Linked DNA regions of Homo sapiens: region 2 is linked to region 1. The links are chromatin contacts, found by Hi-C or POLR2A ChIA-PET in ENCODE. All regions are on one chromosome and are shown on one strand. Each heading gives the region's core, a stretch centred on a gene start or an enhancer-like site at or near the end of the contact. The rest is flanking DNA. Distances are from core to core; before and after follow the strand shown.

Evidence for each region. Hi-C counts contacts between places; a loop is a spot of excess contacts on that map. ChIA-PET counts read pairs that join two places held with the same protein, here RNA polymerase II (POLR2A). Pooled maps may share reads with other maps.
Region 2: a map of naive thymus-derived CD4-positive, alpha-beta T cell shows a loop between it and region 1 (2.8-fold over the local background). The contact joins two enhancer-like sites. A Hi-C loop is called at or near these places in 4 of 168 maps with a recorded cell type or tissue (CD4-positive, alpha-beta T cell, CD4-positive, alpha-beta memory T cell and naive thymus-derived CD4-positive, alpha-beta T cell), 5 of 37 single-sample maps with no recorded cell type and 12 of 50 pooled maps. POLR2A ChIA-PET finds 5 or more read pairs at or near these places in 9 of 52 experiments (CD4-positive, alpha-beta T cell, CD4-positive, alpha-beta memory T cell, GM12878 and 5 more).

Annotation. Positions count from the first base shown.
Region 1 is chr2:147,627,463-147,630,913 of GRCh38, reverse strand. No RefSeq gene overlaps it. Among named protein-coding and RNA genes, the nearest start is that of ACVR2A, 220 kb to the left of the region's middle. Within about 2 kb of position 1,838, at least 2 of the 41 ENCODE cell types and tissues checked have a DNase peak (open chromatin) inside an H3K27ac peak, as active enhancers do; they include GM12878, where a contact is called at or near this core.
Region 2 is chr2:147,661,263-147,664,898 of GRCh38, reverse strand. No RefSeq gene overlaps it. Among named protein-coding and RNA genes, the nearest start is that of ACVR2A, 180 kb to the left of the region's middle. Within about 2 kb of position 1,283, at least 5 of the 41 ENCODE cell types and tissues checked have a DNase peak (open chromatin) inside an H3K27ac peak, as active enhancers do; they include GM12878, where a contact is called at or near this core.

The sequences.
Region 1 (3,451 bases), core at 589-3,088:
GACGTAAGGAAAGATCTAGGTTAGATCAACTAAGCAATGAATGCTCCTGGCAGGTTTACTGAGCTTCCGGCTGAGCAAAGGTATTCTGCAGTTTGTATTTTTGATGTGTGTTGTTAACTAATTAAACGCATGCAGCCTTCCTGTGAAGTGAGTCAGTGTTCCTCATTTCACATATGAGGAAACAAGGGCAGAAAGGATAAATGACTTGCCATTTTGCCAGCCAGAAGCATCACCCAGACATATTGCTAGCATTTCCAGTGAGGTTTCAAAGAATGACTTTATATTTCAAATTTAGTTTGGGTTCATGCAAGGCCGCTGAGGTGAAATTTTCAGGTCTCTAAAGCCACTCACTTGGTCCTGCCTGAGAGGTAGATAATGGTCAGTGAGGGTCTACTTGGAAGGTGTGGGGGTTTTAAGTGCTTTTCATGGTGACTTAAATGAGCACTTGTCTTGCTTTCTTACTGTAAACTTTCCACCCCGAGTGCCATTTATGTACTACACAGAACAAAGAGCAAGCTTGCTGGAAAACTAATTAATTCAATAATTGGTGGCAAAGAAACTTGAAAGCTGGCCAGACCAGCAACCTGGTGTGATTTGTAGCAACAGAATAGAAAAATACCTGAGGAATGAGTTCCATGTTTATTTTTTGGGTACTATAATCATTGACAATAAGAGAAGGGGCCATTGAGAACAAACATTATGAATTCAATTTTTCTCATGTGTGGTGGGAGCTTTCTGTGTGGAGTGACCCCCGCATAAGACAGAGCACTCGGAAGTGTGTTGCTAGTAGAGTAGGAAGTAAGCAGAGTGTTATGGGAGAGAAAGACTGCATCAATCCGCAGATATTAGTGAAGAGGGTGTGATTTCTTAAGCAAACGGTGCAGAGAGAGCGCAGAAACCAGAGTCTGCAGATGGTGTGATAGTTAATTTTATGGGTCAACTTTACTGGACCATGGGGTGCCCTGATATTTGGTCAAACATTATTTCTGGGTGTATCTGTTGGGGTGCTTTGGATGAGATCCACATTTGAATCCATAGATTGAGCAAAGCAGATTTTCCTCCCTTATATGGGTGGGCCTCATCCAATCACATGAAGGCCCGAATAGAACAAAAAGGCTAAACCTCCCTTGAGTAAGGGGGGATGCCTCCCACCTCACTGCCTGAGCTGGAACATTGGTCTTTTCCCGCCTTCAGACTCAAACATTGGTTCTTCTTGGTTCTTCAGCTTGCAAGCTTTCTGACTGGAACTTATGCCATTGGCTACCCTGGTTCTCTAGTTTGCTGATTGCCAACTGCAAATCTTGGGGCATTTTAGCCTCTATAATCATATAAGTCAATTCGTTTTAAATCTCTCTCTCTCTTTTTCTATATGTATACACATATATATTCTATTTTATACACACATACATATGCATATATATAGTCTATTGGTTCTGTTTCTCTGGAGAACTCTCATTAATACAGTTGAAAATGGGGTTTTAGGACACATCCAAGATTTTGAAGGATAAGATTTTACCTGTGGGTGGTGGTTGTCAGTGGCAGGAAAAGAGGGCAATGAAAATCCAGTATTAGGTGAGAGAGACATACCAGGAAGATGGGAAAATGTAGACTTGTGGGCAGTGAAAGATTCCAGCTGTGTGCTCCATTCCACAGTCTGTAAGTGTAGAGATTATCACTACTGCATTTTGCCAATGGGAAAGGGAACTAATTAATTAGAGGAAAGGAGGATCTTACAGTATTGGGAAATTTTAAATTTCAATGGAGAAGTTGTCAGAATGTTTCAGAATGAGTCAGAAGGAGCTAAATATTTAGGGGTGCATGGTTTGTGAGCATATGATTCATAGGGGGAATTTTACGTGCTAAAAATATCATTGAGTAAGTGGGTTTTTCTGGTGGTTTTTTTTGGAGTTCAAATTTCCCTTATTAGCAACAAAGCTCTAATATGAAGTGATTATATACTTAGAAAACTATCTTTTAAAGATGAAACTCAAATAATTTTGTAGATGAATTTTAATATGGTAATTTCTTATAATGACCTTTCTTAAATGTACCTTGAGAACAAATATCAGCAGGTGTTGAATGGCTGGATGAAGAGCCTTGTGTCAAGTTCTGAGTAGAGGTTCAGAAAGGAATAAGCAAAGATAGAATCTTTATAATCAAAAGTCCAACTTTCAAGATGTATCAAAATACCTAAAGATTTCTATACCAATTATTCCTCTAAACTCTTTCTAGGGATCGAGCTTACAGTAATAATCCAGAATATGGAAAAAGTCACTGTACAAAGACATTAAGATATTATTAATAAATGTAAAATATAAAAAATTTTGAAAAATAAGAAGCAAGCATTATTCCCATGTCTTGAATAATGTTGAAATAAATTATAGCACACCCACTTAACAGAGTATGCTATTTATATACTATTATGCACCAATAAAATGTTGGCTATGAAGACTATATAATAAATATGGGAAAAGTGTATATATTTGTGTTAAATGGAAAGATTAAGATAATAGCATTTAATAATAAACTAACATTTATTTAGTACCTATTAGCTAATATCTCAATTTTACATTCTTTACATGTTTTAACTCATTTAATTATCACAATCGTACATGGTACGTATTATTATTACTCCCATTTTGCAAATGAAGGAACTGAGACAGAGGTTAAGTAATTTTCCAAGGTTACACAGCTGGAAGTAGAGCCCAGGATTGGAATGCAGGCCATCTGGCCCAGAGATGGGATATAAAATTATGTTTATTGTATGATTAAAACTATCTATTAGGATAAGGTGGAGAGAGAATGTATTGACTTTAAAAGGTGAAAACACTTTTTATATACAACCATATTTCTACAAAGCTGTTATCTTCTATGATGCTCTACTTACCCAGCCACTGAAATAAACATGATCTTGTCAGTCCTGAAAGTACTGAATGGATTGTGTGACTCCTTGGAGGAACATGGGCAGTTGTTTTCTTGGCATTTTAAGAGTGATCTGCAGTGGTCTTAAGTATAATTTACCATTTGTCTTCTCCCTTGTGAATCTGGTTGCACACAATTGGAAACCAGAGGAGGTGCCTGATATTGGCATGGATACACCCAAATAAAACTTTGCAAGTTGATACTACCCTTTGAGGACATTGTGGAGCCTACACTTCAGACTCACACAAGACCATTTTATAAGAATATTATATGACATTTAGTTGTTATTTACAGTTCAGAAGTCATTTTCATCATCATCTTACAAAAAGATTGCCTTTATTTTGCAGATGAAGAATTAAGGTTCTTCTAGGCAAACCTTGAACGCAGCAAAACAATGAAAAAAAGCAAGAAGAAAAAAAGAATTAAGGTTCAAAGATCACTTAAATTGCAAAGCTCAAATTCAAACTCTACTATTCTGTTCTTTTAAACAAAGATGTGATCATACTATTTATATATCTCTCTCTCTTCT
Region 2 (3,636 bases), core at 34-2,533, 35 kb before region 1:
TCCCTAATCTGAAAATTTGAAATCCAAAATTCTCCGAAATTTGAAAATTTGTGAACGTCAACATGATATCACAATTGGAAAAATCCCACACCTGACCTCAGGTATACAAGCTTTGTTTCATGCAAAAAATTATTAAGAATATTGTATGACATTATCTTCAAGCTGCACGTATTAGGTGTATATGAAACAAATGAATTTCATCTTTAGACTTGGGTCCCCATTTTCAAGATATGTCATTATGTATATGCAAACATTCCAAAATTTGAAAAAAATTAAAAATCTGAAAAACTTTTGGTCCCAAGCATGTCATATAAGGGATGCTGAGCCTGTACTATAAACATAGTCATGAAAAATGGGAACTTTCTTGAACTAACGCTGATGACTTTTCTAAAACTTTTCAGCAAGGGGGGAAAGAAAGCCCCAGAGGCAGCCCCTGAAAGGGAGAAAGTGAGGAGGCTGGGTGGGTTGCTCTGTAGGTTTTCTGTATGAAAGCGAAGCCTCTCCCTACCCCACCTCCCTGGGCTCTGGTGAGTTTTAGGATACCTTGCTGGGTGACACAGTCCTCTTTAAAGAGGAGCTGACAGAGGACAAACACCCAGTACACCTTCTGGAGTCTAAATCTCATTTGACAGTTTTTCTAGAATGCCTGTCTTTCCTAGTAAAGCTTGCTCTGACAAATGCTAAGTAGACTGCCAGAGAAAATCGCTGAGCTTTGTGGATGTTGGTCAGGTGGGTCAGAGTTGATGGCATTGTGTCATAGTCATTTTCCATCATCAAAGGAGTGAGGAAGTACTGCTCAAAAGATCCATTTTGCTCTGTCTTGCGTAGCTATGCTTTAGAATGCTGCTAGAAATCTAAGAAGGGCTGTTAGTCTCTGTTCAGATCTCTAGGAAAACTTTCTGAGATTGTGAAGAGGTACTGAACATCTAAGTCCTTTCTTAAGACAGTAAGTCAAGGTGATATACAGATGCTGAGAAAGGCACACACAAGCAGATGTGAGGAATATCAGTTTCACTTTGTAGTCAGCACAGTGCTGTGCTCTGAAGAAGGAAGTCATATACCAAAGCCCACATAGGGAATCCCTGTCGTTATGATGGGAATCTTCCCTAATGAATCAGAGGTGGAAAGTGGCTTTGTAGTCACATTGCCTGGATTTGAGAGTCCAGCTTTGTTATTTACCTGCTGCATGATCTCAAGCAGGAAAACTTAGTTGATGAGCTTAGTTTCCTGTCTTGTAAGATGGAAGTGATAATAGTGCCAACCTCACAGAGTTGTGGTGAGGACTATGTGAGACAAAATATGAAAGGTTTTTGATGAAGCACTGAGTGCATAATGAGATCTGGGTAAATGGTGGCTGAGTGATTTCTGTAGTCCGTGTTGATCCTTAAGAGCCAGGTAGTAAGCAATAATAGTCGAGCTTGTCCTATGAGGGAATGGCTGGTAGGATGCTGTATTGACAAAAGATGAATCTTTAGGGGAAATTAAATTTCTGCTTGTTCCGCTATCAGGCTTGCACTGACTGTAGATAATGCCATAGTGAAACTGAATTGTCCTGAGAGTCCTTTATGCTCACCTATCCCTGTTCTCTCAAGGCTGAACCACAGTCTACTGAAGAACAAATTTGTTCAACTGTAGTAGCTGCGTGGCACATTCACTGCTCCAGGATAACCATTCATTCAATTGGCTAGAGTCTGGGCATGATGGTAAACTTTGGATGATGTAGAGGCTGAGAATTTCAAGGCTAGTGGTCACTGATGACCATTACCATGGTTTTAATAAGTATGTGTCTATATAGTGTGTGTATGTGTGTTCATGAGAAGGGTATCTGGCTTTTACTCCTCCTTTAGTTGTTCAGTCTTTCAGCAAATATTTACTGACTGTGCCCACTGTATGCTAGGCACTGTGCTCTAAGTGTAAGTAGTGTAGACATGCTCTTACTGTTATCTGCAAGTAGATTCATTTCTTAATCCTTCTCTGCAAATTCTATTTCCAGGTACCCTTGTCAATTGGCTTCTTGGTATATTTGACTAATAAGAGACACTAGAAGGAGATAATAGAGCAGGAGGAAGAGGAGGAGCAATGGTATTTCTTACTGTGTCCCCCACCTACCACTTTGGGAAGTGGCTACATCTTCTCTGTGTTCCAGCTCCCATGGTAGCTTCTGCCGTGAATCCAGCTTCCACAGGCAGCCCAGGCCTTGGGATTGTGTGAGAGTCCTTTCTTTCTTTGTTCCTCCAGCCCTAAAAATGGTAGCAGCTTTTTGCTCTTGCTTAAATCTGGGTTGTTTCACTCTCAGTATCTCCAACACTTTTGTAACTAGTTTCCTAAATTAAATTCCTTCCGTTAGACTATCTGGTATGGTCTCTCTTTACCTGACTAGGCTTTGAGGGTTATGATATGGTTTGGCTCTGCATCCGCACCCAAATCTCATCTAGAATTGTAATCCTCAGGTGTTGAGAGAGGGACCTGGTGGGAGGTAATAGGATCATGGGGGCGGTTTCTGCCATGCTGTTCTCCTGATAGCGAGTGAGTTCTCACAAGATCTGATGGTTTAAAAGTGTGGTACTTCTCTATCTCTCCTGCTGCTGTGTAAGATGTGTTTTGCTTCCCCTTCACCTTCTGCCATGAGTGTAAGTTTCCCAAGGCATCCCCAGCCATGCAGAACTGTGAGTCAATTAAACCTCTTTTTTTAAATAAATTACCCAGTCTCAGATAGTTCTTTATAGCAATGTGAGAACGGACTAATATGGGATACAATCTCAATACTTTGAAGTTTTTTAAAATGGGAACAGATATTATTCAAATAGTCTCATAAACATGTAATGACACACTGAAATATGCTATGAAGTACATGTACAATGAGAGCATGGAACTGGGAGGGGGCTGTGTTGACCTAGTCTAGGGTCTTGCTATGCCAAATGAGGTCCTTCACCTGCAGCATTGCTATCTCTTGGGAGCTTGTTGGAAATGAAGATCCTACCACAGTCACAACTGATTCAGAGTCTGCATTGTAACAAGCTCCTCACCTCAGAAGAGTGATCCCATGAGAGCATCTACTTTCAGTCTGATTATTGTGGCTCAGACCTCCCAGCTCCAGTCTACCAGGATTGTGCAGAATCAGTGGGGGCCCTGAATCACAGCTCCATTCCAATGAGAAAAGCTTGCAATGTGTGGTTCTTGATCCTGCCTGAACAAACACTGCAGGCCAGACTGTGGAGCAAATGCAAGACAGAGAGTGGAGATTAGAGTGACAGTTGGAATAATTTAGGAAGCGGAGGCCAAAAACTGCTTCTCTGTTTCAGGATAGCTGGAAGATGAGTTCTAGAAAACTGGGTCTTTAAAATGTATTAAAGTATGTTGTGGGAAAGCAAATATCTATCCCCATGTGACCATATCTTGTATCAGTCAATGCAGAACATTTGATCATCATATGCTTTCCACACCAGTAAACTTCAAGTGAGACTCACATGCATTGTTTTTTAAACCATAATAGAAGAATCTGTCAGAGAGACAGAAATTGTGCATTTGAAGGTAAGAAAAGGGAACTGTTATAAGCAGGGTTTTAATGATGATCTCCTTAAACTTTTAATAGTTTCTCTATGTTTAGGTCACCAGACCTAAACACTGATTTTCAAT